Regions from separate parts of the Mus musculus genome. Here regions 1, 2, 4 and 5 are each linked to region 3. A link is a loop called in an ENCODE intact Hi-C map of the cell type or tissue named here. Cell type or tissue: heart. All regions are shown on one strand. Links, peaks and the distances in the headings refer to the core of each region. The heading gives the core; the rest is flanking DNA.

Evidence for each region. A loop is a pair of places that touch in the nucleus more often than their neighbours do. Peaks named below come from ENCODE experiments on the same cell type or tissue, not always from the same donor. Only the 100,000 strongest peaks of a DNase experiment are listed, where the experiment ranks them.
Region 1: a loop joins it to region 3, with 9 times the contacts of the local background. A loop is called at or near these places in 5 of 42 quality-filtered maps.
Region 2: it touches region 3 in a loop (10-fold over the local background); 4 of 42 quality-filtered maps call a loop at or near these places.
Region 4: a loop joins it to region 3, with 4 times the contacts of the local background. A loop is called at or near these places in 5 of 42 quality-filtered maps.
Region 5: it touches region 3 in a loop (9-fold over the local background); 2 of 42 quality-filtered maps call a loop at or near these places.

The regions. Positions count from the first base shown.
Region 1 is chr12:58,211,384-58,217,588 of GRCm38, reverse strand. It overlaps Sstr1 (somatostatin receptor 1), which reads right to left and starts at 5,785. Exons shown (of 2, transcript NM_009216.3): 1 at 5,708-5,785; 2 at 1,553-5,343. The coding sequence starts at 4,996. The coding sequence ends at 3,821. In heart, for the core only: a CTCF peak has its summit at 5,113; no DNase peak of the experiment used is centred there; H3K4me3 peaks cover 2,785 bases; H3K27me3 peaks cover 2,468 bases.
Region 2 is chr12:58,535,161-58,541,365 of GRCm38, reverse strand. All of the region lies in intron 1 of Gm30687 (a long non-coding RNA gene), which reads right to left. Among named protein-coding and RNA genes, the nearest start is that of Gm40427, 20 kb to the right of the region's middle. In heart, for the core only: no CTCF peak of the experiment used is centred there; a DNase peak (open chromatin) is centred at 2,825; H3K4me3 peaks cover 621 bases; H3K27ac peaks cover 977 bases.
Region 3 is chr12:58,265,070-58,271,274 of GRCm38, reverse strand. Clec14a (C-type lectin domain family 14, member a) reads left to right here and starts at 2,017. Exons shown (of 1, transcript NM_025809.5): 1 at 2,017-6,205. The coding sequence starts at 2,441. The coding sequence ends at 3,820. In heart, for the core only: a CTCF peak has its summit at 2,875; DNase peaks (open chromatin) are centred at 2,094 and 2,894; H3K4me3 peaks cover 2,157 bases; H3K27ac peaks cover 1,682 bases; H3K27me3 peaks cover 660 bases.
Region 4 is chr12:58,322,249-58,328,453 of GRCm38, reverse strand. No RefSeq gene overlaps it. Among named protein-coding and RNA genes, the nearest start is that of Clec14a, 56 kb to the right of the region's middle. In heart, for the core only: no CTCF peak of the experiment used is centred there; no DNase peak of the experiment used is centred there.
Region 5 is chr12:58,357,785-58,363,989 of GRCm38, reverse strand. No RefSeq gene overlaps it. Among named protein-coding and RNA genes, the nearest start is that of Gm30687, 76 kb to the left of the region's middle. In heart, for the core only: no CTCF peak of the experiment used is centred there; no DNase peak of the experiment used is centred there.

The DNA of each region.
Region 1 (6,205 bases), core at 412-5,411, 53 kb after region 3:
TGTTTAGTAAGTAAGGTTGACAGAAACGAAGATAAATACAAAAGATCTGAGACAGCCTTTGGCAGAGGGAGACAAGAACAGACCAAGGTGATCCTGGAGGACATCAAGGACCCTAGGTCCCCTCTAGTCACTAACCCAGGAGCTTCCATGGCAGGGTGACAGACTCTGCACAGTCTGTGGCATCCATCAGACTGGTTATCAGGTGTGAGCTCCATGAGAACATCAGGGGCAGCATCCCCCAGGAACCTGAAATCCTGCTCCAGATGAGATGTAGGCTCCTGGCTCTAGAGCTGCAGATGTCACCAACCTGCAGCCAGGAAGTATTCACATGAACAAAGGTAAAAGACCTGGAGGGCTACTTTCCCAAGGACTCACCCAGTTATATTTACCACTAGGATATGTAGTGCATCCCTACAGAGTTTAGCTCCATTTTAGCAAAAATAAGAGAGAAAGGAGGTTCTAGCTGTGGAACTTTACAAACTTAAAGAAAGCAACTTTAAAAAATAGCTATTTAAATTATTACCTCAACTGTTTCTTTTCTCCCAGTTTGAAAACTAGTTTGAACGGTTTTTGGAATGACGTTTAGAGTAGTTAAAACCAAATTAACAAATTATGTGTAAGGGAAGGGCGGCATTAAGAAGACAATATTACAAATCTAAGTTGTAAGCTTTGCATTTGCTACCTTGTTATGACTTTGAGAAATAATGACAATGTAAAAGTGCCCCCATCCGTAGTCATTGTGAGGTGACACATATAAATAACTATATGAAACTGGCATTACAGGGCATTGGACGACTTCACCCACTATCACAGTAGGATTGCTGCTCTCCGATGCTTGAGGAATACTGCTTTCATTCATTTTGCTGTGAAAATAAAGCTGCTATAAATCACAGACCCTGCTTTAAAAAAAAAATCCTCAAAAAGCCTTGTTACAGCCTCCAGCATGGAAATGGCCCAATCTGAGCAAGGCATAAAATGTGTTCTTCTCAAAGCCTGGCTCTTCTATTTCTTTTCTCCTCTACTCTTTCAACACTTTTAAGGGATGCTTCTCCCTCCCGTTGTTATGTCTCTAATGTAAAGCAGCAGTTACTTAGCTCTACAGCAAAATCTGAGGTCATAAATGAGGTCAGGCAGTAATTTAATCTGTGAAAAACAGAAGCATTGTCTGGTTAGTGCAGTGACAACAGAGTGTAGCCCAGGCCACTGCTTCCTGTTCAGACTCATTCAAGGGCTGCTACTGCTTCCTTCTTTTGTTCCTCCTCCTCCTCTCCCTTCTCCTCCTCCTCAGCCTCCTCTTTACCCTCCTTCACTCCTTGTCTAGTACACACAGACACATACACACACACGCACACACACACACACACACACACACAGGACACACACAATAAGATTCACATTTAAAAGAAATCAATTCAAAGGATAAAGCAATCTTGTAAATTTTCAAAGTTAATTTGAAATGTTCCTAAGAGCTAAGGGTGTCTGTCAATCATACCTATGCATTCAAATAACTCCTTCGAAACAGTAAGACTCAAATGGAAGCCACACAACTTGCAACAGTGTAACACATCTGTTTATTCAGTTACGATTACAGGTTAAGAACACTACATTTTTATCCTGTTGAGATGATAATGATGGAGATTTCAGTTTATAAAGTTCACTCTTCTTAACAATTAAAAAATCTACTTAACAGAAAAGTATATATATACTATTCTTAGGAAAAGATCTAAACTTTTTCACTTATGATCAAAAGCATATTTGTTCATTTATTTAAACAAAACATATGAGACAGTTCAACTCTGAGTTACTGTTTTTAGAAATCTTGAAGCAAATATACAGAAAACATATTTTTCAATAGTGCATCCAAGCATTGTATGTCAGGTCAGTGTGAACTTGCGAACCCCAGGTTCATTGTTCCACTGATATGCACTGGCTTCCTTAAACAACCAAGCAAGATATCCTTTCAGTGACCCCTATATACAAAGCAGCATACTCAATTGGACAGCAAATGTGAAGGTGAGAAAAGCTGGGTCCTCGCCCTGCTCAGGGATCCACAGTAGTCAGGAAATGCAGAATTGTTTCACTTCCATTCCTCGACAGAGGTGACTGCCCTTACTGGGTATAAGTAAGCGTCACCTTTGTCACCGGGGACAGAAAAAGGCAGCAATGTCTTCAGCAGTGACTGGAGTCTCTGACATTTCTCAGTTTGAATACTACAGCTCAGGTCACACTTGTCACTTTGTGGGTGTCCTTAAAACTGTTTCATGGACTAGTGACAGTATGTCAAGATTAACAAATCTATCCTTATACATGTGTGTACATATACCTATATAGGATGTACATGTGACTTGTGCATAGCAGCACACATACACACACACATCACAGATGGTGAGGCGTGTTCTATGTTTCCTGGGATGCCAGGCTTTCAGGCCTTTCACTCCGCACCGACAAAAGTTAACCCACATTGCCATTCATTTATTTTAACGAGACAAAAACCTACAGTTAAAAAAAATTATTTTAAAATCTCCAAACTTCACTGGGCACAAGCAAAACCAAGAAGGATTGAGAAAAGGCTAAGAGAGGGAAACTTCTGAGGGGCTCTTGGGGCCAGGAGAGAACTTTTCTTCGCTCCCAGCTCCCTCCCACACCGCCACGCCCCCAGGATTCCCAAGAGCAGCCCTGTTAGGCAAATACAGAAAAAGAAAGTGGAAGTACACTTTTTTTTTTTCAACACCACAAATAAATAAATAAATATGTCGAACAAGAAATAACTTATTAGGCACCGTTTGAAAGGCAGAAAACTTTAGGGATCAGACAAGCTGAAGCAGCCCACCCAGCTTTGGCAGAGGCTCGGCGATTTGTCACTGGAGCGTGAGCTGGACTCCGAACTTGTACTGGTGCAGGCAACCCAATCTTTTGTTATGCTAGGGAGGACTCCAAGAGGAAGTGCTTTGCAATTCAGGTTCACCCACCTGGGTGCCTAAGCTATTCACCAGCGGGGAGCTCCCCTAGCTGGGACTTTTGAGCTTAGTGCTCAGGTCCTGAGCTCTGTGGGAGAGTGGTTTCTATGGTATCTACACCCACAACCCAGGAATCTTACAAACTTGCCCTTCTGCTCCCTCTTAGCTCCTTTTTTTTTTTTTTTTTGCTCCAAAGAAGCATATGTGTGGTACTATACCAAGACTGGAGATCAGGGCACAGAACTTTTTCTTAAGCGCCTAGCTCTGCTCGGGATGGAGTGGAGCAGAGGAAGGGCCCAAGGGAAAATGTGCCTTCCTTCTCTGAGAGTAGAAAAGACAAGTTGCCTAGACATCCTCGAGCTGGGCTTCCTTGACAGTAAGGCTCTGCGAAAGGAGAGCGGTGATTAGGGACTGTCTTGTAGCCACTCTGAAAAGAGTCTGGCCCGCTGACCTGCGCAGCGGAACAGGGTTCAGCGCAGGGGCGGGGGGGGGGGGGGGGGGACGGACTCAGCCCAAAGGAAACACATGATGGTAACCTTGGCTCAGCTTAAAGAAGCAGAAATGAGTTGGCGACATTAAGTTTGCAGTTTGTACTAGTAGAACTGGGAGGGAGGATGCAAATTATCGGGTTTGGAGAACAGAGTTGCTCAGACTACCAGATGCCCCGAAAGCAGTCACAGTTAATCCATAAATCTCTCCCTTTTACCTTAGTCACACAGCTTTCTTTGGTCCAGCTAACCAGGCGCGCTGCATCGCTGTCATGCACTATGACTTCAGCACCTGGTGTCGGGTTACCATTCCCTCCCACCCGCTTCCCAGCTCCATCTTTCTGACCACTCCCCCCCTCCCGGCAGTGCCCGGCCTCAAAGCGTGCTGATCCTGGAAGCGCAGGTGCCATTACGGAAAACGCCTCCAGACTCCAGATTCTCGGGCTGGAAGTCCTCCACGCTGTAGGCTCGACTCTTCAGGGCAGTGGCATAGTAGTCGACTGGTTCCTCCGCAGCGTTATCCATCCAGCTGAGGCACAGGATGCGCTGGAAAGAGCGCTTGAAGTTGTCCGACAGGAAGCCGTAGAGGATGGGGTTGGCACAGCTGTTGGCATAGCCCAGGATGACAGACAACTGGCTCACGGTGGCGTCGTCTTGCTCGGCGAACACGTTGACCAGCTGTACCACGTAGAAAGGCATCCAGCAGATGACAAAAACCATCACCACCATCATCACCATTAGAGTGATCTTGCGCTCTGAGCGCTTGCGCTGCTGCCAGCCAGCCTTGAGGGCCACCATGCGCATCTTGGCAATGATGAGCACATAACACAGGCAAATGGCCCCGACAGGCAGCAGGAAGCCCATGAGAAATGTGTATAAGACGAAGCCCACCAACCAGCGCTGGGCGGGCTCGGGCATGAGCATGTTGCAGGCTACCGTGCCATCGCTGTTGGCTGCGGTGCGTGAGAAGACCACGATGGGCAAGATAACCAGTAATGACAGGACCCACACGCCCAGGTTCACTACTTTGGCCACAGTGGGCCGACGGTAGCGCGCTGCCTTGATCGGGTGCACCACAGCCACATAGCGGTCCACACTAAGCACAGTCAGACAGTAGATGCTGGTGAACATGTTGACCGCATCCACGCTGAGCACCAGGCGGCAAAGTAGCGCGCCGAAGGGCCAGTGGCGCAACAGCGTGGAAGTGACCAGAAAGGGCACGCTGAGCATGAGCAGCTCATCAGCAATAGCCAGGTTTAGAATGTAGATGTTGGTAGCGGTCTTCATCTTGGCGTAGCGCAGGATCACATAGATGACCATAGAGTTCCCACACAGTCCCACCAAGCATACCACGGAGTAGATGAAAGAGATGAGAATGGCGCTACCCTGTCCCTCGCTTAAGGTCCCATTCTGGGAAGCGTTTCGTCCAGGCTCTTCCATGCCGTCCGCAGCGCCGGACCCCGGACCCCTGCTGCAGGCTCCTTCCCCGCAGCTGCCTGGGCTGGGGCTTGGAGAAGAGGAGGGAGAGGAGGCGGTGCCATTGGGGAACATCCCAGCTGAAGTGGGCCGGTGCGGCTGCCGGCTGGGGCGCTCACCTTGCGCCCTTGCTGTCTGCGCCCTCCCTAGGCTCAAGGCTCCAAGCTCACAGCTCACCGCCGCCTGGCGCCACCCGGCAGAGCGCAGCAGCTGTGGCGAGCGCGGCTCCGACTGAGGCCGCCGGGAGCATCACCCAGCGGCAGCTTGCTTGAGCGCTGTCTCTCTTGCAGCTCCGGGGGTCCTGGGCACACTGGAGAGTGGAGAGGAGAGGCCAAGAGGCTAGAGCCCAGCGCGGCACATCCATTAAGTGGAAAGGCTCTGGACTGATGAATGATTAATAAGCGGCACCATCGCGTCAGCAGCTACGAAAAAGCAGGCGGGGGGGGGCACATAGGTGGTTTATTCCCCCACCGTCATCGCTCCCCCCCATTTCTAGTCCCCTCTAAGCTCAACTCAAAGATTGCTTCAGATTTCTCTCACAGCATCTTCAGGCATTCCTAGGACAGACCTGAGGAGTTTCTCTACATTTCAAATGGGTAGGTGCCAGTCAAGAATGTAGATTCTGCCCCTTTCCACCCGACTCCTACTCTAAGTAAAGACTGAAGCAAACCCCAGACATTTATGTCTGGAGTTCTTCATTTCTTTCTGCTGCTGCTCTCTTCTGGTGATGGGGGCGACTCCACCTGTCCCTAAGCCACTCTCCAGGACAGGACCCTGAACACCTACCTCCTTTCCTGCTTGCCAGTTCTTTAAACCTGTACCTGGAGATTTCAGGCCTTCAGATCCCCAAGTCAATGATGTCTCCAGATGGCCCTTGCAAAGTGCTTGTAAGGTCTGGCGGCGCTCTGACGTTCTTTGCAAGGTCCAACTGCCTTTGGGGCTGGCCGCTGCACAAGTGCCCACGCAAACACTAAGCGGTGGAAACTAGACCTAAGCCAATAGCGGTATGAGCACGAAGGACCACAGTGGTGTGTTAAGGGATGCTGAGTTACAACATCCGTAGCCCTCCACTCTGCAGCAGGGAGTGTTCAGGGGAACTGAGTGAACCATTGCGACTCTCTAACAAAGCATGTAGTTCTCTGAGCCCCATCCACCTCCCCTAGGAATATCAACAGCAGAAATCAGGATGAGGGGCAGAGAGCTCAGGATGAGGCTGGCACTGCCCCAGGAACCTGCCTGGCGCCGTATTGGAAATCCATGTAGGTGTTCACTAGGGAAAGATTA
Region 2 (6,205 bases), core at 433-5,432, 270 kb before region 3:
GAAGAAGAAGAAGAAGAAGAAGAAGAAGAAGAAGAAGAAGAAGAAGAAGAAGGGGGAAGGGGGAAGAAGGGGAAAGAGGGAACAGGGAAGAGGGGGGAAGGGGGAAGAAGGTGGAAGGGGGATGGAAGGGGGAAGAAGGGGGAAACGGGAAGGGGGAAGGGAGGAAGGGGGGAGGGGGGTAGGGGGAAAGGGACAGGAGAAAAGAAGAAGAAGAAGAAGAAGAAGAAGAAGAAGAAGAAGAAGAAGAAGAAGAAGAAGAAGAAGAAGAAGTAGTAGAGCTGGACATTTCCATCAATCATCCATTACTGCCATTCCATCTTTTTTCTGGTACGTAGGTCAAACATTAACTAGTCTTTTCTCACTGCTCTAAGTTTAGCTTTAAGAACACCACAGCATAGTCTTTTGTGGGAGAACCTTTATACTTTTCTGTTTGGCTTTGATTTTGGGTTTATGGAATCAGGCAAAACTAGGGTTTGAGCCTCTGTTTTACTATGTTCATTGCATGAAGTTCACCAGTCTAGCAAATTCTTTAAAATTTAGTTTCCTTACAAATTAATTTATATGTGAAAATATTTATATAATTTCAGAGATAGTAGCATGAAAAGTCCTTAGAATAATAAGTACTTGACACAAAAACTAGGAGAGGAATGATATTTAGTTTTCATTTTTCTTTTTGACAGGGTTTCAATAATACTGACCTCAAAGTTGCTGCAATCCTGCCTCAGGCTCCTGAGGGCTGGGGTTAAAACATGTGCTGCTCAGCTTGGTTTCCTTATTTTCAGTTTTGCTATCCTGCCCATCTTCTGGACCATCTTATATTCTTTTAATGAAGTCGATACTGATTTCTTATCACTTATCTCTGTTGAAAGCTCACAAATTATATGTTAAATGTGTACCTAAGTCACAGTTTACTCTTCTATAGTGGTTCTTGCTACTTTGTGGGTTCCTCTTTTTCCCACTCTTTTGTAGCAGGATTTTCCCTGTCCAATTAATTTAAACATTAGTGCAGCCGGAAGCCTGTGATTGGACAGGGAAAGGGAGGCAGAACTAAGAGTTTTGGAGACAGGGGGTGACACAGGAGAAGGGAGAAGGAAACAAGATGGAGGATGAACAGGATGATTCAGATTCAGTGTGGCTTTAAATAGATAGATATATATCATATAGGTAGATATAATATCATATAGGGATGGAACAATTAGGGTAACTTGCCTAATCTAGGTGGGCAGCTTGTATCATTATCAATTGGTCCTGAATTTATTGTGTGAGCATCTGTATATTAAGACTTTATTGATATATAAATCTGACTGATTAATTATAAGCTTCTAGAGTTTTGTTTTACTGGGTTACTAGAATGTGGGACCTCTGACCATAGGGGATTTATGGCTGAGAAGGTACGGGCGGCACTGAGACAAGTGACCTAGAGCTGGGAAGACCACTGCTGGGGCTAGACTAGAGACAGAGGTGGTGAGACTGCCACTGGGAGTAGCACAGGAACTGGCTGTGCTTTTTAATATTTCCCACAACAACCAACCTCCCTAAATAATCAACAACTACCCACCAACTTCTCAGGGTCCTAGAATTTATATACCCTCTGAAAAGTTCCCAGAATTCTAAATGTTACACAACTGCCGAATCCATCTACAGCTGACAAACCCATGTCTCTGCCAAAGCACGAGGCAAATCATAGTCAGCTGCTGCAGACAGTCTGAAGCAGCCTCATATCCCTGCATGTGGGATTAAAATGAAAGTGCATTATTTTAATATTTCTGTGGGTTTCTTTTTTTTTAAAGAAACTAACATTCCAGAATTTTCTTTACACTGGACTGCCTGTTAGGTGAGGCGCTTTGAAGTGAGGTAAGTGAGTTTTAGAACTGTTTGTCCAAAGGACTAGCACAGATGAATTGTACTTCCCTGACCCTGTGGTGCCCAGCACAAGAACTGGGGCCACCTCTGCCACACAGCAGCAGGCAGGTTTTTTGAGGTCTAACAGCAAGGAACAGCAGCACTAGGAAGATGAAAGTGTCTTTAGAGGAAACTTAGGTTGCCTTGAGAGAACACTGGCATTTTATTACAGGTTATACACTTTGAGAAATGACATAGCATGGCCTCTTATTCCTGAATATATACTGGTAAGTGGAAGTTTCCACTCAAAATTCATTTTCAGTTTGGAATAGAATAAGTAAGTATTACACTTATGAAAATTCAGTATCCATGTGCAACTGAAGAGGGATCCCTGAGGTAGAGTCTGGACAGTCCTGGGCACAGACACTGCGGCCACAGATTGTGTCTGGTCCATTGACTGGAGAGGCCACAGGCAGCCTGCCACAGAAGATCACACTCTGGTTTCCCATATATGCCTCTTTATTTTACTCCTTGAGGCACTGGAAAAACAGTTGTTCTTGGTCTCCAGAGCACTTTGCTGTAGAAAATTTCTAACAATTTGAAATAAAACAAAACAAAAACCCAAAATGAATATGGTAAACTCATCATGCTCTAACTTCAATAAAAAAGGAGTGGTTTCTGTTTTGTTTATTTAAAATGTAATTTCCTGAGATGATAGCAGCATCAGGTAAGAAGTGGCTTTCTTTAATTTGTTGACCAGATGAAATATGTAGTTTCTTACACAGAACCTTAAAAGCCTTCATTCAGAGACCCTCATGTTACAGGACTGGTAAGGCCGAGAGTTCAGGTGTAGACTGGAGGAACTTGGCAGTGCTTGCCTGGATTTCTCTGTGGACCAGACTTCCTGGCAGCTGAAGTTAAGTTCCTCCTAAAAAAAACTTCCTTTGACACTATGCAGTGTGACTGCTTTGATTGGCAGACACACTAGCTTTCTCTTCCTTAAAAATAAGCCATCTTGGCAAAGGAGACTTAAAATTAGTTATTATTTGATGAGTCAGCAATAAAACCAGGAAGTGGAATGTACTCAACGGAAGCACGTTCTAATAGCAGCAGGGCTGAGAGACTACGGAACACAATGCAAGCCTTAACTCATGGAGGAGGTTTCCCGTGCCTGCAGCTGATAAATTGCTTTTGAGGCTGGATAAGATACTGGTCCCAGAAGACTGACAGGTCTGCTTGTACTTTCAGAGAGCTGCAATGTGGTGTGCAGATAGTGTTTAAGTGAGAGTTCTGAGAGCATCCTAGTGTGGGATTTTACAGCTACTGTGGCCTCAGCCATTGGAGAATAGTCGTCTGATTACTTACCCTATAACCACTTTCATTATGGATTAATATCAGCCTTAAAAACAAAAATCGAGTGTGGTAAAATTGTCTGAAAAGGAATTCTCTGCCTCTCGTTCTCCATTTCCTCACCTTCTGGCTGTGAATATCAGCCTCGGCTCTAAGCATGCTAACCCTGAGCAGAGTGTGCCTGTCTGGGAAGTGTGCTCTTTGCTTTAGTGCCTTGATGATTAAGCCCCGAGGGCCAACAGAAAGAATGGAAACAGACAACCTCAGGAAAGAGGAGGTTGCGGGGGGGGGGGGGGGGGGGGACGGGGGGGGGACGACCCTCCAGAATGCACCAGAGACCTGGGAGGTGAGAGACTCGCAGGGATCAACTGGTGGGACCTTAGATGAAATGCCTGAGAGCAGGGAGAGGGAACTTAGAGAGCCCACCTCCAGCAGGAAGACAGGACATCAGGTGAGGGATGGGGTGCCATCCCACAGTCACACATCTGACCCATAATTGTTTCTGTCTAAAATAATTAAAGGGATGGAAATGGAGAGGAGCCTGAGAAGAAAAAGGTCCAGCGATAGGCTCAAAGTGGGATCCAGCTCAAGGGGAGGTCCCAAGGCCTGAGGTTATGGAATACTTACAAAAAGGGACCTATCATGAGTTCCCTCTGAAAGACCCAACAAGCAGCTGAGAGAGTCACATGCAGATATTTGCACCCAACCAATGGACAGAAGCAGCTGAACTCTGTTGTTGAATGGGGGAAGGCAGAAAGAAGCTGAGGAGAAGGGTGATCCTGTAGGATGACCAGCAGCCTCAATTAATCTGGATCCCCGAGATCTCTCAGATACTGGACCACCAAACAGACAGCATACACCAGCTGATATGAGGCCCCCAACACATACAGTAGAGGACTGCCGAGTCTGTGTCCAATCAGAGATGATACTCTTAACCCTCAAGAGACTGGAGGCCCCAGGGAGTTTAGAGGTCAGGTGGGGTGGGGGCTGGGGGCATCCACGTGGAGACAGGAGTGGTGGGGAGGAGGTGTGGGATGTGGAGCTGTCGGAGGGTGGATTGGGGGAGCAGGGGATGGAATATGGAGTGTAAAATATAAATTAATTAAAAAAAAGAATTTTACATTTAACACACAGAAAGCCTTTTAAAAAAATAGCTTAGATTCCGGAACTGAATTCCACAATGAATCTTTTTTTTGCTGATTTTCGTCTTTGGAAGTGGGAACTTATAGTTACTTTCCTCCTAGTAACTGAGAATGAGAAAAAAAGAGATGGAGGGAAGACTTCAAATAGGCTCAACAGAAGACTTCAGACTTCTTCATCCTGAGGGTGTGTGTGTGTGTGTGTGTGTGTGTGTGTGTGTGTGCTCTACCATCCCATCACCTCACCATAAAGCCAGGCCGTCTTCAAGGCTTCGGATGAAAGGCCCCTTAGGCTTGTCTGTGATTAACGTTGATTAGCTAGAAGTCACTGAGAATTTTGAATCCAAGATCACTAGTGAATCAGATTCAATTTGCATAAACTATGAGGCACTTCATTAAGGCTAATCATTTCCCTCTGTCTTCTGGTAATAAATCATCCTTCTATAGGGCTCATTTAGGCTGAGAGGGAACATTCTGCCATCGCCTTTTGTCAGCTCTGTCAACATCCTTTCCATTGTGCCCGCTGACCTCATTTGCTATGGTTGTACTTCTAGGATGCTCCATCCTGGGGCTGCATCCGTGAAAAGGTTTCCTAGACACTGAAGCTATGATTCATTAGCAGTCCTGTGCCAATAACCAGCACTTGTAAAATAATGAAGGCTATGTCTCTTGAAAGTTGAGTGGAGCAAACTATGCTTGTGTAGGCTGCTGAGACTCAGGGCCTAATAGTTCTGAGCCAACTGATAAATAATTTCGTTCGTCCATCTTAAGAATGAATCTGTTGTCACCCAGGAAGCATGTGCAGGTGTAGGATTGAGGAGAGCTCTTGGGGGACATTCTTTCCTTACAATTGTGTTAGTGTTCATCTTCTACTTGAAGAAAGCTAGAATCCTCTGAGAGAGAGAGAGAGGCCTCTGTGCTGCCTGTTGGGGGTTATCTTGATTGTGTTAATTGAAGTGGAAAGACTTGGTCACTCTGGTAGAAATGGTCTCTAGGGTCCTGATCTATGAAAAGGAGAAAGTGGCTGGGTGTGAGTATCCCAGCTGTCTTGACTTCCCCACTCTGATAGACTTTATTTTGAATGGGAGCAAGAAGCAATTTTTATCCTTAAGCTGCCTTTCCTGTGATAGCGACAGGAAAATTAACTAAGACAGCAGTCGTTTGCAAGAATGACGCACTGATTCTTTGTTTCCTGTCCCGTGTTAGCTGTTCCTTGTGCTCAGAATATGTTGTCCATTTTCCCTATGGTCTCTTGTGTGTGACAGGTGAAACATTACTTACCCTGCACTGTAATAGTTTACTCACTTCTCTCCTTCATGACTTTGAAACAGGGATTCTATGCATACCACCTAGTATTTAGTAGGGTATATATATATACTGAATAAACTGTAGACTATGCTAGGGTAAGTGTAGGAATCTTGAAGTTCAAGACACCTCAAGACCAAGTTCTTACCACAAAGGAGATTTATTTGCCCCAGAGGGATGGATAGCAGGAAAAAATAATATAAACACAGGAAATAGACAAAGAGTGATAAGGGGAAGGGAACAAGGGAGAGGGAAAAAAAGGGAGGGAAGGGAGAGGAAGCAGGGGTATTTGCCCCAGGGAACAAAGAACTATCTCTGGATAGAGAGAAGACAGACATGGCACATAGGCCAATAGCAGTCTATAAAGGTAAATTCAGAAACTATGTGTAAGGATCAAGTGTTTAATTTTAATTGGGTATATTAATTAGGTAAGCCAAAGGGGTCTTTTGATTGCTGGATCTCAATGCTTTGATTGCTGGACCTTGGTAGTCAACTTAAGAAAGACAAAGTGACCAAATAAGAGAATAGACCTTAGGAACTTGCTTTAGGAATATAATCTTACTTGTTGT
Region 3 (6,205 bases), core at 613-5,612:
ACCTATAAAACTATGGGATTAAAACCCATTATGTTAAATATACTTTGTGAAGATGTAACCAACAAGGTTCCCACTAATCTGCTGTCTTCCTTAGCCCAGAAACAGTTCTTCTGCCAAGTGACTTTCAAAATGTCCAAGAACTTCCACTGACTACTCAGCTTTGAAAACGCTTTTGTCAAAATACGTCACAATTCCTGGACACATGTCCAATTCACAGTCATGGGCTTGCAAAGGCATATAGAACTGATCCATGTGATTAAGTACTGTAAACATTGACTCAGTTAGATTTCTGGACTTTTCATAGTTCTTTCTTATAAGACACAAAGTTCCTCCAGCTAAATGCAAAGCCATTTTGTATGTCCCAGATATTAGAAAGAATTGAGGAATGTCATTTAAGTTGGGAAACACAAAGGGTAGAAGAAAAATCCTTGTGCAACTCCTCAGTCCGAAAGAGCAGGCTAGTTTGATGACAATTTTTCATGTTTACTGTCTCCTTTTGGGATACAAGGAATTCCCGGATGTGATAGTAATAACAAAAACAGGAGGGAACATACACAGGTTATCTTGACATCCTCTTCTTGCCTCTTGTTAACGAAAACAGTTCAATTCAGCGCAGCAAAGCAAGTGAAAACGTGCATAGGAACACATTAGAGATAGCAACTTCCATTCTGGTTTCGAACACTTACAAGCAGGTTGCCTCTTTAAGAGGGCTAAATGTAGTCTGTTTCTAAGCACATGACATTTGCCATTGTGAATCAAGACAGACAAGTGACACATGTCATTATAAGTGTATAACATTCTCTAAATTGCTACAAACATAAAAGAACATTCATAATTGAATGAAAATAATAAAAAAGAAATGATAAGACATGACCTTCTTCCTAGGTATGGTGGAGGAGGTTTACTGTAGAAATAGCTAGGCCCATGTGGGGAGATGGGGAGGGGAGAGGAGAGGGAAGAGAGGGAACCAGGTGCAGCAGCCAAGAGTCCAAAGGTACAAAGAGAGTGGGTAACCAGATCAGAAGGACAGCCCAGGTCTCTGTGATGGAGAGTTCAGGAAATGGGATGGGGTATGCCAGCCAGGAGGGCTCTGTAACAGATAGGGACCAAGGGATGCCAAGAGAACCTGGTAGCCAGTGTCCTCTTTGATATGGTAAATAGGCAACTCAGTCATTTGTCCCAGATTGAAACCTAACAATAATGCTGATTTTAACCTTTTTTTCCCCCCAAACCTTTCTTTCTTTAATTCTCCCACACTTCCCAATGAGCAAGTGTGCACATTAAAACAAAACAGCCATTGGAACCTGGAGTAGCTGATTCAATCATTTTTCAAATTACAGAGTATTATTTTCCGGTGTCGAATGTGCATTATGATTGAATAAATAGTTTGATTTTCAAAATAAAAATTTTTGAGCTTTTATTTGTGTCCTTTTACACTTTTCTTCTATAAATGTTGGCAGATAATCACAGGAGCTGTGATTTTCCATAGTTCAAGGATAAAAATCACATACAGATGTGATTTTATAAGACCGTGAACTCATTCGCATATGACCTAATATCCTCAAGAGGGTTTGAGCACATGTACTGGTGAGGAAACCACCATAATCAGGACCTGTGGCTATTGTTTGTCACCTCGATGTAAATATTTGCCCCAACCAGCCAACACCGGTATTTAAAAAATAAACAAATAGAAGTACAAATTAAACTTTAAGGCAAGTGCCAAACAGAGGAGCTATTTTTCCATTGAAAATGCCCCCAAGGAATTCTAGGCCCCTTGACTGGCAATTTGCACGTCTGGGTTTCCTTTGGCACAGTAAAGAAAGAGAGCTGCCCCTAGAGATCAGTGGTTTTACTAGTGAGGCCTCCAGCTTAGAAAGAAGTAGGAACATTCCTCACAAGATCCCTCCCCCAGCACCATGCTCAGGAAACCTCCTGGAAGCCTGGAACAGTCTACAAATTATACTGACGCCAGCTCCACAGTCCCGGACATAAACACAATAGGCGGGTGTGGGCTTATGGTTCCTGCCCACGATCATCACTGCATTCTGAGATCCAAAGTCCAGATAAGTGTGAGCAAGAAAAGAGCCTCACTTGATCCCGGTGGCAAACTTCTTTTCTCCTGCTTATCTAAGCGGGGCATTGGACCCCCTTGGCCCAGCGTTGAGGCGCCAGCTGTGTTCCTGACCCCTGAATAAATCAGGGCCAAAAAGAGCCTGGCAGGGCTCTGGGACACATTTCCTGTCACGGCCTAGGGAAAGCAGTTGGCCAAGGGAGTGTTGTGGCGGAGTTTTCAGCTGTTGGAGGATGAGGGCTCAAGAGAGGCGAGGGGAGGGCACACATAGTGGTAGAAAGGGCTGTAGAGGGCGGTGACTTTAGAGAAAGCTCCGTGCCCTCCAGCAAACCAGAGGACTTGGGAGCAGCTGCATGTTGAGTCTCCAGGATGAGGCCAGCGCTTGCCCTGTGCCTCCTCTGTCCTGCGTTCTGGCCTCGGCCAGGGAATGGGGAGCATCCCACGGCCGATCGCGCAGCTTGTTCGGCCTCGGGGGCTTGCTACAGCCTTCACCACGCTACCTTCAAGAGAAGGGCGGCGGAGGAGGCCTGCAGCCTAAGGGGCGGGACTCTCAGCACCGTGCACTCAGGCTCGGAGTTTCAAGCTGTGCTCCTGCTCTTGCGTGCAGGTCCCGGGCCTGGCGGAGGCTCCAAAGATCTTCTGTTCTGGGTGGCTCTGGAACGCAGCATCTCACAGTGCACTCAGGAGAAAGAGCCTTTAAGGGGTTTCTCCTGGTTGCACCCGGACTCAGAAGACTCAGAGGACAGCCCACTACCGTGGGTGGAAGAGCCACAACGTTCCTGTACAGTGAGAAAGTGCGCTGCGCTCCAGGCCACCAGGGGAGTGGAGCCTGCTGGTTGGAAGGAGATGCGCTGTCATCTGCGCACCGATGGCTACCTATGCAAGTACCAGTTTGAGGTTCTGTGCCCTGCACCTCGCCCAGGAGCCGCCTCTAATTTGAGTTTCCAAGCTCCCTTCCGGCTGAGCAGCTCCGCGCTGGACTTCAGCCCTCCTGGGACAGAGGTGAGTGCGATGTGTCCTGGGGACCTTTCTGTTTCGTCCACCTGCATCCAGGAAGAGACAAGCGCACACTGGGACGGGCTTTTCCCTGGGACAGTGCTCTGCCCCTGTTCCGGGAGGTACCTCCTTGCTGGCAAGTGTGTGGAGCTCCCTGACTGTCTAGATCACTTGGGAGACTTCACCTGCGAATGTGCAGTGGGCTTTGAGCTGGGGAAGGACGGACGTTCTTGTGAGACCAAAGTTGAAGAACAGCTAACCCTCGAGGGGACCAAGTTGCCCACCAGGAATGTAACAGCCACTCCAGCAGGTGCTGTGACAAACAGAACATGGCCAGGTCAGGTCTATGACAAGCCAGGAGAGATGCCACAGGTCACTGAGATTCTTCAGTGGGGAACACAGAGTACTTTACCTACTATTCAAAAGACCCCACAAACCAAGCCAAAAGTCACTGGCACACCATCAGGAAGCGTGGTCCTGAACTACACATCTTCGCCCCCTGTTTCTCTGACTTTCGACACCTCTTCCACGGTGGTCTTCATACTTGTGAGCATAGCAGTTATCGTTTTGGTCGTCTTGACCATTACAGTGCTGGGGCTTTTCAAACTCTGCTTCCACAAAAGCCGTTCCTCCAGGACAGGGAAGGGAGCTTTGGACTCACCAGGTGTGGAATGTGATGCCGAGGCTACCTCTTTGCACCACAGTTCTACACAATGCACTGACATTGGAGTGAAGAGTGGGACTGTGGCCTGAAGGACTGAGCTTAGGTTCTTCACTGGCTGGGTGCGCTCTTGGATCGGGACACTTAGGGAAACACCTCAATGCTCACATCTTGCCTAGACTTTTTCAGTCCCAACAATTGGGGAAAGAAGAAAATTTTCAGTGATTACTGTGGAAGTCCTCCTTCCCATACATTTTATTTTGTGCTAAATCTGAAAGAGACACTTGTTCCCTGAAAGGGGAAGAGGTGGAAGCTGTGGGCTGGTATTGGAAGACAGGGTAAAAAATGGCAAGAGACATTTTCCTATTCTCTGGGGGAATTTGAAGAAATGCTTGAATATTTCCAGTACTGGGAACAAATAAATAACACTATAATTTTTTGAACATTTCTTTTCATCCAAAATGGGAAGGGAATATCTATATTATTCAGGCTAGGAATATATTAGCTTGAAATTTTGAGGCAAATAATAAAACATTGTTGAAAACCTAGGCTAACATATGTTTGACTTATACAAAGGGTGTTATTTAGGAATACACCATTCTGAGGATAGCAACTGGCTATGAGTTTACTGGTAAGACACACAAGGGTACACTCTGAGCTTTGGGGGAAAAGTCTTTATACACCAGCTCCTTCAGAACTAGTGAAGTTTCCCTTTATTCTTTTATCCTTTGCTTTCAAAGTCACTGTGACTGTGCTCTGCCATAAATCGGAAGTGCAATGTTGCCAGTTTCTGACTCCAGAAGCAAATTACAGTTGACCACCAATCCAAGTGTTTACTGTGTGTCCTTGCCCAAGGAAACAAATGATTTGTGTCTTCCTTTTCCAGGGTTTGTGTTCTCCAGTGTAATGACCTTCCTATTCAAGCCACCTTGTAGGCATCAAGATGCTGATCCTCACTTCCAATTACAATGATGTTAATTCTCAATTAAAACGTTAATGCTACGTATTGATTTGAAATCTTCTGGGTGCACTAAAGCCAAAGGAAGCTTTGCTTCTTCCAAGGTTGCTAGATTCTTGTGTCCTATTTAATCCATGTGGGTGGGGGCTGGGGACACTTGAATGTCAAGCCATTTCTGTTTCTTCTCAATAGATTGTGAATACAATGACAATGTGTGTGCATCAGGGGGTTGTTACAACTGAGCAAGAGTCTTTGCAGGCAAAACTAGGGGAAATTGCTTTCCACAGAATTAATAGTGTAAAAAGGAAATAACAAATAAAAATATAACACCTTGCTATGACTTGAGATGTTAGCATATAATAAGAAATATCACACATTCAGGTGGTAAATAATTAAGGAATAATAATAAAAAACAATCTGGTTGAAGCCAAAGACCTTGGAGAATATTTCAGGTAGATTAGAGTGCTGCGATTTTTGTAAGTGTTGTAAAGTTGTGTGAAGAGAAACAGAGAAATAAACTCACTCTTGGGAGAAAATGAAACTAGAAAATAAACTTGAGTTATATTTTTCTAGAATCATTTTTATACTCTTGATTGTACTAAGAGTTGATTTAAAGTTAGCAAATATCCTATAATAAAATAACCTAGAAAATTAAGAGAGTTCAATATATGAATCTGTGTTCTAAATATAAATCTATGTGTTTAATATTGTTTCACTGAAGAAACAAATTGAGAGCTTGCTTCATATGAATGTGGTTTTAAATAGTTACAGTTAAATAAAATCACAAATGAATTCAAATTAGCTGTTAAGATTCTTCAATTTAAACCAGAAGCTAACAATTACATGGGTAAATGGCTCCCACCAAGTTCCTCATCTGGTCAGCTACATATTCCAGTTTTACTTGTTCTTAGCATTGTAGTCATCTTCTCCACTGTATGTTCTCTCAGTTGTAGAGACAACTATTCTAGCACAATATGTCCTGTTTGACTTTATAATTTGAAATATAGCCTCATCTATAAGTGGAATGAGCACACACACACATACACATACACTCAAATGCACATATTTATGTACATGCATAGCTAAGTACATGTGTATGTGTGTATACGTATATACATAAACATTTTGTTTTAGAGAAGGATGCCCTTATATTAGTCTTTCAGTAAATGAGAGTGTGCATAGTTATCACATAACATGTAACAGATGACAGTGTGGTTCTGGGGCCCGAAATGCCCTATGTGAAGAAAAAAATCATGGTGACCCAATTACTTGAATATTGTCCCCTACTATAGATCAGAGGAGAATTAAGGAACCTTATTTGTTTATATCTTAAATCATTTCTTGACAAACCAGACAAGATAGAACTTCCTTTGATTTCTGGTTGTGGTGGTCACCTCCAGAAATTGTTTCAATGGCAGAATAAGGTCAGTTAAGTACAGGATCTCCTGCGTCCTTTTGCAGGTAGGAGTAATGTTCTTACTACTACCTCTCTACTTCTCGCACTTCCTCAACATGTTTG
Region 4 (6,205 bases), core at 344-5,343, 57 kb before region 3:
TTCTAAGGAAAAGCAAAGATAGTGTGTCTGGGACATGGAAAAGTATGAATAAGCTTGTGGAGAGAGAAAAGTCTGCTTACAGGGATCTTGGTTAGAATCAGGCCATAATAGTATGAGGGTGACCTCAACAAAGTTTCAGTTGGAATGACATAATCTATTGTAATAGGTCTGAATTTGGTTGTTATACAAAGAAAGCATGGGGGAGGGGGGGAGCCAGGAATAGAAAACAAAAGACCATTAGGCAGGCACTATAATGCTCTAGGTAACTAATAGCACTGATCTGTAATTAAAAGGAATTGATAACAATAGAGAGAAGGAAGAGGGCTGGATTCAGGATATCTTTAGAAGGCAGCCACTTAGATTTAATATGAGAAACAAAGGAAAAAGAATCATTGTTTGTTTTCTCAATTATATACACACTTATAAAAATTGGTCTTTATTTTTGTATTGAAATAAAACTTACATTCAGTGAACATGTATAAATGCTCACCTTGAACCACGTTGTTTATATTTTATGGAAACTAAGTACTGAGAAAATTCCCTAGTCTTTCCAGTCAGCACTGTCAACATGCCTTCTCCTACCCTTCCAACACAATTCATTTTTTATGTTATAGACAGGTTCACTTTTTCAGAACAAAGTTTTATCTAATTTGTTCTTCTCTTTGGTAATTTAGTCATGCTCCATTGCAACATATTGCCCAAAATTCTTAACTTGCAATACAAACCTGTGCATTGATTCATGACAGTCACTTTCTACTACCTTTTTCTTAGTCATAGTTAGAATATTTCTCCAGCTTTCTTCATTTCCATTTATTGTAGCATTAGATATTAGATTTTGTAACATCTAATCTAAAACACTTTTATTTCCTGCTTCTGTACATTTTAAAGGCTGCAGTTGATCCATTATTATATGATGCAGACATCTATGTTACTGTCCATTTTCTAGTCTTCTTTTTAAATTTTAAACATAATTTCTTTTTTTTGGTATTTATTTCATTTACATTTCCAATGCTGTCCCAAAAGTACCCCACACACTCCTCCACCCACTCACCCACCCACCCACCCACTCCCACTTCCTGGCCCTGTCATTCCCCTGTACTGAGGGATATAAAGTTTGCATGACCAATGGTTCTCTCTTTCCACTGATGGCCGACTAGGCCATCTTCTGATTCATATGCAGCTAGAGGCAGGAGCTCCGAGGGGGTACTGGTTAGTTCATATTGTTGTTCCACCTATAGGATTGCAGATCCCTTTAGCTCCTTGGGTACTTTCTCTAGCTCCTCCATTGGGGACCCTGTGATCCATCCAATAGCTGACTGTGAGCATCCACTTCTGTGTTCTCGTCTTGTGTATTGCTACTAAAGGAAACATCATTCATGCATTGCTTCAGTGTCTCCCCTCAAATTTATATGTTGAAATGTCATCCCTAATATGGTGGCTTTAGTAATTAAGGAATTTGGGAAGTCATTTTGTTACTACTAAGAATTAGATTAGTGTCCTTATAGGGTTATAATGAGACACTCTTCTCCCATCCTGATGTGGGGCTCTGGCAAAAAGGTAGGTACTACCAAACAATGAATCTTTTTGTATTTTGATCTTAAACTTCCTTTCCTGAGGGAAATAAATTTAGCATTATTAGTTTATTGAATTTTTAAATATAAGCTGAACAAACTAAGCAATTTTAAAATTGCATGCTTTGTTCTCTGAAACATGTAACATTCCTGTCGTTTTATTGCCTCTCCTAACATGACTATTACAGATTGCTTGTGTTAGCTATCACACATGCATAGTACTAGTTTTGTCTTCAATAAATATTGTTTGATTATTTTATGATGAAATAATTAGTATCTATATTTGGACCAGAGATGTATCCCAGTGGTAGATCATCACTTTACCATGTTTATATACCTTGTATTTGGTTCTCTATCTCTGCAAAATTAATGCACCAGTAGTTACTGCATTTGATATCGATATTCCATCTCACCATTTATACTGCATATTCTCCATAGCAAGACTAACTCTCACATTTATTAACTGTCGTTCATACAATCTAGTAAAGTGATCTAAAGAAAGTAATATCCTAAAAAGTCAGCATCTCCCATCTTTTATAACTATTCACTTCTTTCCTATCCCATTGACTTCTTAATGCTCGGGCAGGCGCTTTACTAATGCATGTATTGATTTATCAGATGTGCTCACATTTCACTTGTTAGTTGTGAACAATGTGTTTGAGATGTCTGAGAGAACCCAGCAAATTGAAAACTGAAGGTTTATATAAGAAATTTTCAACTCTTAAAATTAACAAAAGATTCTAATAAACAGCTATGTGATAGAGAAATCTACATAATACAGAACAGTATGATGATGGTTAGCATAGAACTTATGAGAAGGTTGGTGACACTAGATCTTAGGCATTTGTAGTTCCTTAGTCAGGTACACAGACAGAAAGACACATACATACACACTTACTGACATAGACATATACACACACATTCACATAGACATACACACACACACTCACTCACACACATAGACAAATATACAGATGCACATACATACACACATGTACCCCTACATACATACACACACACAGATAGAGGATCAAAAAGTGGTGATCTTTTAAGATAATAGTATTAATTGTTTGATTCTAGCAACCATTTCTCAATGTGTTTTTGTATAAATGAAAAATGTTGTTCCTACCTTAAATAGAAACAACCTATATTTGTCAATTATACTTCAATAATATTGTAAAAGTAATTTTTCTTAAAAGACAATAATTTCAGTTAATAAAGAATTTTTCATAGAAAACTATTATCAAAAAAATAAAGTGTGTTAAAGTAACATTTACACATATTTTTTAGAGTGGGTTTTTATAAATTATTTTCTTTATTTACATTTCAAAAGTTACCTCCTTCCTGTTATCCCCTCCCCAAGTTCTTTATCCTCTCCCCCATCTCTGAAAGGGTGCTCCCCTACCTGCCCACCTACCCTCACCTCACCCCCACCAGCATCCTTCTTCCCTGGAGTATCAAGTTTCCACAGGATGAAGCATATCTTCTCACACTGAGGCCAGACAAAGCCATCCTCTACTACACATGTACCCAGGGCCACCGACCAGCCCATGTATGCTCCTTGGGGAGCTCCTAGGGGTTTGGGTTAGTTGACAAGGTTGTTCTTCCTATGGGGTTGCAATCCCCCTCAGCTCCTTCAGTCCTGCCCCTAACTCTTCCATAGGGCTCCCTGACTTCAGTCCATTGGTTGGCTGTACCTATCTGTGTCTGTCTTAATCAGCTGCTATTAGAGCCTCTCAGAGGACAGCCATACCAGACTCTTGTCTGTGAGCACAATATGGCATAATAGTGTCAGGATTTGGAGTGCATGCATGGGATGGATCTCAAATTGGATTGGTCACAGGGTGGCCTTTCTTTCAGTCTCAGCTCCATTTTTGTCCCTGCATTTTCTTTAGACAGGAATAATTCTAGGTCAAAATTTTTGAAGACTGGTGAGTGGCCCCTTCCCTCAACTGAAGGTCATGTCTATCTACAGGAGGTGGTTTCTACAGGTTTTATCTCTCCACTGTTGGGCATTTCGGCAAATGTCACTCCCAACGCGTCCTGGTAGTCTCTCACATCTCAGGTCTCTGTGACTTTCTAGAGGTTCTCCCTGCCCCCAGCCCTCACTGCTACATATTTTGATACATTCTCCTGGGCCTCTGGGTTTTTCTCCTGTCTTTCCCATACCTGAACCTTCCCTCTTCCCCCCTCCCCCCTTTCCTCTCCCATCCAGAGTCCTCTCTCCCTCTGTCTCTCATGATTATTTTGTTCCCCCTTTCAAGTGGGTTTAAAGTATCTATACTTGGGCCTTCCTTCTTGTTACGCTTCCCATGGTCTTTGAATACATGCATTAACTGTGTGTAAGATAATTCTATTAAGTTTAGAAAAGAGATCAATATCAATTTTATCATCAAGTTCTCTTGGCCCTATTCACTTACTGGTAGAGGCTAGACAATATGTCACAGTAAAGTAAGTTTATAGCAACTTGAAATAATCTTAACAAGTCTTTAAATATTCTTCTAAGAATAAGTACAATGCCACGATGTTAATAACAACCGAAAATAAATTTAGATTTTTGGGTAACTTTTTTTCTTAAGGGAACATAGTCCTTGAATGTGGGGAAATTGCTTAACCCTCTGGGAGTAGAAACTTTGCACAATTCCATGTGAGTTCTGAGATGTTTTATAAACGGATAATATAAACAGGAAGGCAAAGAGCTTGGCCAACAATTAAGGAAGGACTGAGCAGGACCTTTAAAACATGTTTCCTTTCTAGCTTGTCTATCACTTGTCCCTGTGTTTCCTTTCCACCAGACTGGGCAGATAAGAAATGACTTGTTTAGTATTTTAGAGTCAATAGCTGACATTCCTGGGCTTATTCTCTGGACTACTTGCAGTTTAATAAAAATATTTTTTGCTTCCAATAGTTAATACGGTGCCTTTTTGACCTAATCAATTCATGTCTTATCTTTAGGCATGCATTAACCCACAAGTGATCATGGTACACACTGACTAGACCATGAGAATGTTTGTCTAATGGAATGTTAGCAGCAGTGATGTACATGGTGTCTCAGCAGAAGCTTGAAGAGCCATCGAAAGCCATTTCTTTCTCTCTTTGGAGTCACGGTCCAACAGGCAGGAAGCATTCCTTTCCTTCTGCATCCCTAGAGAGGAGGCAGCAGATCACGAACAGAGGACTGACACTGCCACCAATGCCACATGCCATTGAGATTGTGGAACTGCTTCTCTCAATTAATTTACTGTCACTGTATATTGTCCAGGTACTCAAGTAGAAGAATATGTGCCTCCCATATAAAGAAGAAAGAGATTAAATTTCACTTTAACGCACAATTGTTTGTTCTTTTTACATCTACTAGAGTATTGACTGTTAGGGACACAGGGAAATGCTTACTCCTGTTCATCGGGACAAGCACTTTTCATTTCTCTCTCTCTCTCTCTCTCTCTCTCTCTCTCTCTCTCTCTCTCTCTCTCTCTCTCTCTCCCCCTTCCTTCCTTCCTTCTCTCCTTCCCTCCCTCCTTCCCTCCCTTCTTTATCTCTCTCTGTCTCTGTCTCTGTCTCTCTCTCTCCACCCTCTCTTTATATTAGATATTTTCTTTATTTACATTTCAAATGTTATCCCCTTTCCTCATTTACCCTTTGAAAACACCCACACAGTCCCACTCCCTGGCCCTGGCATTCCCCTATACTGGGCATAGAACCTTCACAGGACCAAGAACCTCTCCTCCCATTGATGGCCAACTAGACTATCCTTTGCTACATATACAGCTAGAGCCATGAGTCCCATGATGTGTTTTCTTTGGTTGGTGGTTTACTCCCAGGGAGCTCTAGGGCTACTGGTTAGTTCATATTGTTGTTCCTCCTATGGAGCTTCAAACCCCTTCAGCTACTTGGGTACTTTCTCTAGCTCCTCCATTGGAGATCCTGTGCTCAGTCCAATGCATGGCTGTGAGCATCCACTTCTGTATTTGTCAGGAACTAGCAGAGCCTCTCAGGAGACAGCTATATCAGGCTCCTCTCAGCAAGCTCTCTTGGGCATCTACAATAGTGTCTGGGTTTGGTGGTTGTATATGGGATGGATCCTCAGGTGGGGCAGTCACTGGATGGTCATTCCTTCAGTCTCTGCTCTACACTTTGTCTCTGTAACTCCTTCCATGGATATTTTGATCCCCTTTCTAAGAAGGAGCAAAGTATCCACACTTTGGTCTTCCTTCTTTTTGAGTTTCATATGTTTTGGAAATTGTTATCTTTGGTATTCCAAGCTTCTGGACTAATCTCCACATATCAGCGAGTGCATATCATGTGTGTTATTTTGTGATTGGATTACCTCACTCAGGAAGATAACCTCCAGATCCATCCATTTGCCTAAAAAATCTCATAAACTCATTGTTTTTAATAACTGTGTAGTACTTCATTGTGTAAATGTACCACATTTTCTGTATCCATTCCTCTGTTGAGGAACATCTGGGTTCTTTCCAGCTCCTGGGTATTATAAATAAGGTTGATATGAACATAGCAGAGCATGTATCCTTATTACATGTTGGAAGACTTTCTCGGTATATGCCCAGGAGTGTTATTAGTAGGTCCTCAGGTAGTACTATGTCCAATTTTCTGAGGAACCTAAAAACTGATTT
Region 5 (6,205 bases), core at 774-5,773, 93 kb before region 3:
ACCTCACTGAACACTCATTGAATGACTTCACTCTCCTTTTCCCTGCCAAGGAAAAAAAAGAGCCTGATTGCTCCAGTGAGTTTTCTGTTACTGTTTAATTCCTGCTTCCTTCATGACAGTTCTCAATCAAGGCCTGTGACTCCTGCTTTTCTCCTTTGGTACTAACTCTCTGCCATGTGATTTTGCTTCTGTCAAATGAAGTTGCTCTGGAAAAGGTAAGAAAAATGGATTCCTAACACAGAAAGCCAATGGTTATTTTCATTTGTCATTCAGTGACTCCTCTGTGGATTTTAATAATTTCTTCCTGGAAATTTTCAGTAATTTTTATTTTCATACACCATTACCTCTTTATTTTCCTTCTGTTTCTGATTTCTTCTTTATGGTGTTTTATCCCATCTCTGGGATTTTCTTTTCTTCATCCATTAAATTTTTTTTTTAGCAGCCCAATCCATGTCCCTCCTCCCAGTGACCACTTGCAAAGTCCCTCCCATATCCCCTCTGCCCTTCTCAGAGAGGGCAAGGCCCTCTGGGTTTTCCCCAACCATGCCTCACCAAGTCTCTGCAGGGATTTCACAGATAGGCAACAGCTTTAGGGACAGTCACCACTCCAGTTGTTGGGGAATGTACTGGCTAGTTTTGTGTCAACTTGATAGAGGCTGGAGTTATCACAGAGAAAGGAGCTTCAGTTGGGGAAATACCTCCACGAGATCAAGCTGTAAGGTATTTTCTCAATTAGTGATCAAGGTGGGAGGTCCCCTTGTGGGTGGTGCCATCTCTGGGCTCTTAGTCTTGGTTCTATAAGAGAGCAGGCTGAGCAAGCCAGGAGAAGCAAGCCAGTAAGGAACATCCCTCTATGGCCTCTGCATCAGCTCCTGCTTTCTGACCTGCTTGAGTTCCAGTCCTGACTTCCTTGGTGATGAACAGCAGTATGGAAGTGTAAGCAGAATAAGTCCTTACCTCCCCAACTTGCTTCTTGGTCATGTTTGGGCAGGAATAGAAACCCTGAATAAGACAGGGACCCACATAGAAACTTAACTGCATGTCTGCTACATATGTGCCTGGGACCTCAGTTCAGTCTCTATGTGCTCTTTGGTTGGTGGCTCAGTCTCTAAGAGATCCAGGGTTCTAAGGTTAGTTAACTCTGTTGGTCTTCCTATGGAGTTCCTATCCCATTCAAGGCCTTGAATGTTTCCCTCAACTCTTCCATAAGAGTCCCTACTTCCTTCCAATGTTTGGCTGTGTGTATCTGCATCTGTTTCAGTCAGGTGCTGTGTAGAGGTTCTCAGAGGATAGGCTCTTGTCTACGAGCACAACATAGTATCAGTAACAGTATCAGGGATTGGTGCCTGCCAATGAGATGAATCCCAATTTGGGCCAGTTCCTGGTTGGCCATTTTTTCAGTCTGCTCCAATTTTGTTCCTGAATTTCTTTTAGATAGGACAAATTTTGGGTTGAAAGTTTTGTAGGTGGGTTGGTGTTTATATTCCACCACTGGGGGGGGGGCTTACTGGCTACAGGAGGTGGCCTCTTTAGGTTCCACATCCTCACTGCTATGAGGCTCAGCTAAGGTCACCAGAATTGACTCCTAGGAGCCTCCCCCATTCAAGGTCTCTGGACCATCCCAGACAGTCACCTCCCCTCCCCTTTTGGGTCTAAATTACCTCACTCAGGATGATATTTTGTAGTTTCATGCATTTGTCTGAAAAATTCATGATGTCCTTGTTTTAATAGCTGAATAGTTTTCCATTGTATAAATGAACCACATTTTCCATATTCACTTTAGTTGAGGAACATCTGGGTTGTTTCCAGCTTCTGGTTATTATGATAAAGTTGTTATGAATATAGTGGAGCATGTGTCCTTGTGGTATGGTGGAACATCATTTAGGTATATGTCCAGGAGTGGTACAGCTGGGTCTTCAGGTAAAACTATTTTCAAATTTCTGACAAATCATCAAATTTATTATTGGTTGTACAAACTTGTAATCTCACTGGCAATGAAGGAGTGTTCCCTGTTCTCTGAATCCTTGCCAGCATGTGCTTTCGCTTGAGTTTTTATCTTAGCCATTATGATGGTGTAAGCTGTAATCTTAGGGGTGTTTTGATTTTCATTTCCCTGATTACTATGGCCTGACTTTGAACATTTCTTTAAGCACTTCTCAGCCATTTGAAGTCCAGAGCAAGTCACATCCTTTGTTATGCTTCCTCATGAAGAGTACACTTTTTCTTGTACTTACCCTGTTTTTGATGGAATAATGTGTTAATTTTTTTTACCTTTTCTATTTCCAAGACCTGTATACACTTAATATAATAGATTTCTGACTAATTGGTGGAGTTAATGAATCCATGTGTTAGCTTCAACTTTTGTCAAATTCTAATCTAGAATCTAAGTCTTTCTTGGGTTATCCTCAATCATATATATACTACATTTTTGGAGATCAAAACTCTCTTCCTTTCCTGCTAGCAAAAGACTACCATGATTCCCTTAAATATCCATGGTTGTTAGTGTTACACTCCATTTGACTTTGCTAGGTGTTTTCAACATTGACTAGCCATTATTCTGGGTGTGTCTGTGATGATGTTAAATGAGACTAACATATCATTCAGTAGACTAAATAAAATAGTGTGTGATCCTCATTCAGCATGTTAAAGGCTCAAATAAAGACAGGAGAGAATTTTCTCTCTACCTGGTTTTCTTTAAGATGGAACATCTTTGGATCTGAGTCTTGGCTTGTATTTGAACTAAGACTTTGAGTTTAAGTTAATATTCTTCTATATATGTCTGTCTTGGAACTTCCTAGCCAGCAAAAATCTTGTGAATCAATTCCTTGCAATCCCTGAGCGATACCACTACAAACCGACATGTTAAACGGGATGGGGAAACCTCAGGAGACTTAACACTAGACAACAACTACAGAGGACTAAGAGTCGAAGAAGTAGTGTTCCACAGGAAGAGGACACCAATTAGTTATCCAATAACATTCCAGAAATCATATCCATAAAAGTCACATCATGTGGCTGACCAGGCTGCATTCATTTATTTAGAAATTATGCATCAACAATTAAAGAAGAAGAAATGATCAGTTTGAGAGCAAACAGAGAGGGTGGGAGCACATGAGATGACTGGAGGGAGAAAGAGTAAGGGTAAAGTGATGTAAGTGTATTATAATTTCAAAAATGAAAATTAGTAAAATTTTGTTTATAATCCCAAGCAATACCCCCTACTCCTTCCCTACATACTTCCTTGGATCTAATGGTTCTGTTAGCTCTGGAGGACTTTAATAGCCACCCAAACCATCTCTAGCCTCATGCTTCCTTGCGCATTAGATCATAATTTATCTCTAAAACCTGATGTGCTTCTTCATTTCTGAAATGTCTTCTTAGCACCCTGATTTTTTTCTTCCACATCATGAATAATATTGGCACTCAAAAGTGTAAAAAATATTGTTAAGTCAGAGAGGAAGTCCAAGACTGAATAGAATAATCTAAGAAAACACCTGGCCGTTTTAAATGTGTTGCACGTTTCCTGGCCAAGATCAGTCACATCCTAGAGAGTGGGAGCACATACAAGTCACAGCTCCAAGAGGGACTGTTAAGGAAATCTCAAAACTGGTGATAAAGTCACAGAATCAAAATTTAGAGGCGACGTTCTTTAGGATAAGACTTCCACATGTTTCTACACAGGAGAGTCTGCCTTCCAGTTTGTAACTTTTTTGCTACTGGAAAAACATAAGAAACAATGCCCTTGGCTATGAAAAGAAAGGGAAATAAAAGAAATAATATTATTTTATTAACAAAATAGTAGAGACTGTGCATTAGAGCTTTGGCTTATTGATCATTTTTGAGGGGGAATTTAACCCTGGGTGGTGGTGATACCCACTCTTCAAGTTGAACAAAGGCCACCAGCACCACCAGGACTCACATATAATGTTTGGTCACACAGAATCAGGATAAAATTTGTGGTTTATTATGATGGCATATCTTTAAATAATAATTGACTTCCTGATATATTAAAAATATAATCTTTACGATAAAGCAATTGCCTGGTAGAGGCAGACATTACATGTGCCAGAATGCTAAGATCTATATATCAGTGTGTGTGTGTGTGTGTGTGTGTGTGTGTGTGTGTGTGTGTGTGTATGTGTGTATGTGTGTGCAGAGTGTAAATGAAATGTGTTTGGTTTTCCGTTACCTGTCAGGAATCTCAGTGTTTAGTCTACACTGAAAAGTGTTTGTTAGTTAGAGATCCAAATAAATCTTTGTCTGTCAGTCAGGTCAGGTGAGAGCAAGCAAAGGCTATGAGTAATAGTGGATATAGTTACAAGGTTACATGGGGGAAAGAGCACTTATAAATATGATAAAACAAGTGTAAGTTAGGAAGGAGGTTGGCAGTGTATTTCTTTAGTCTGCTAGGGAGGGCTGTCTTATCAATTAGTGTAAGAGAAAGGAATTGCTCACACTCTTTGAAAAGTGCTAAAAATCCTACAAATCTGCCTCCATCATCAATAACAAATAAATACAAATTACAGTAGAAATAAGATGCTGAGTGGAGAAGAGATGGCTCTGTAATTTAAAGGACTTGCTGCCATTTCAGAAGACCCTAGTTTGGTGGGTTAATTCACTTTGCATGCCCCGAACCATGTAGCACTCCAAAGGATCTGAACCTTTACACACATGCAACTTATTCACACAGTCATGCACATATACATCTGAATAAAAATAACAATGACAAATTTAAAGCACAGATGTCGGTTTGTAGATGTGCAAAAATAGGAGTCTCTTATAAAACTTGTATGATTTGCAGTAGAGAATTTTCTTTGATAAGGAGTGACAGCTTATTCTCTGTGGGTATAAAGATAACATTTAAAATATAGGGAATTTTTCTGTGTAGCAAAATGGTGGTAGTAGATTATTTTCTAAGGCCCTCACTACCCTCAGGAAGCTGGCTAGGTTTTCAATAACAGGCATAAATTTCCTCCTGCTGAGTAGACCTTAGTCTAATTGGTTCAACCACCAATATGTGAGTACCACTAATTATACTTTAATACATATTTTGTTTTATATTTATATTGCATATATAATATTTTAAATATCATATACATGTTGTTATGTATATTTCTGCAAGTACATTTGTGACAATATTAATTAAAGAAGGCTAACATCTTGAGAGTGGGGTTATAGGAGGGATACAGGAAAGTGAGGGAGAAGTAGTTAATTCTGTTCTAATTAAAACCATATTATGAAAAGTATATGATTTTGTGACATTAAATGATTATAAATTTTAAGGATCTACTGTAGCCCAGATACTATTGAATTCATGACTTCTTCATATTCCATATACACACATTAATTTATTGAACAAATACTTACCAGATACTTACCAAATAATTACCACAAAATTTCAAACACCCTAGATACAAGAAACAAAACAACAAAATACATAGAAAAGCTTCACTTTCTAGCAAGAAAATAAGACAAGGCCAGGCTCTCCTCACAGAAGCATCTTCTTAAAGATTGTAAAGAATGAAGGAGAAGTATTATGGTTTGAATCTTAAATGTGCCCACAGACTCACTTTGATGTTTTGTCCCCATATTTTAGTGCTACATTCAGTGCCGTGGACCATTTAATGGATACAGAAAAATGTAGTTCATTTACACAATGGAATACTATTCAGCTAATAAAAATGAAGACATCATGAATTTTGCAGGGAAATGGATGGAACTAGAAAATATCATCCTGAGTGAGGTAACCCAGACCAAAATGACATGCATGGTTTGTATTTACTGATGTTTATACACATGATACACCCTCACAGATCCAAAGAAGTTAAACAAGAAGGAAGACCCAAGTTAGCTTGCTTCAATCTGACTTAGAGTGGGGGAATAAAATAGTCAAAGGAGGTAAATGGAGGGAGGGAACTGTGTGGGAGAGGGAAGGGGAAGGGGAAGAAGGGGAAGAAGGGGAAGAAGGGGAAGGGGAATGGGCATATCAAGATCAGAAGTGGAGAAGTACAGGAGAGAGGGTCAGAGGGCCAGGAGACTGAATGGAAATATGTATCTACCAGAGGTGGAGGAGTGTGGGACTCTCTAGGAAGTGCCAGAGACCTGGGATAGGGGAGGCTTCCAGGACACACTGCAGGTCATTTTAGCCAAGAAGCTTAACAGTGGGAATATGGAACCTAAAGAGGCCACCTCCTGTAGCCAGGCA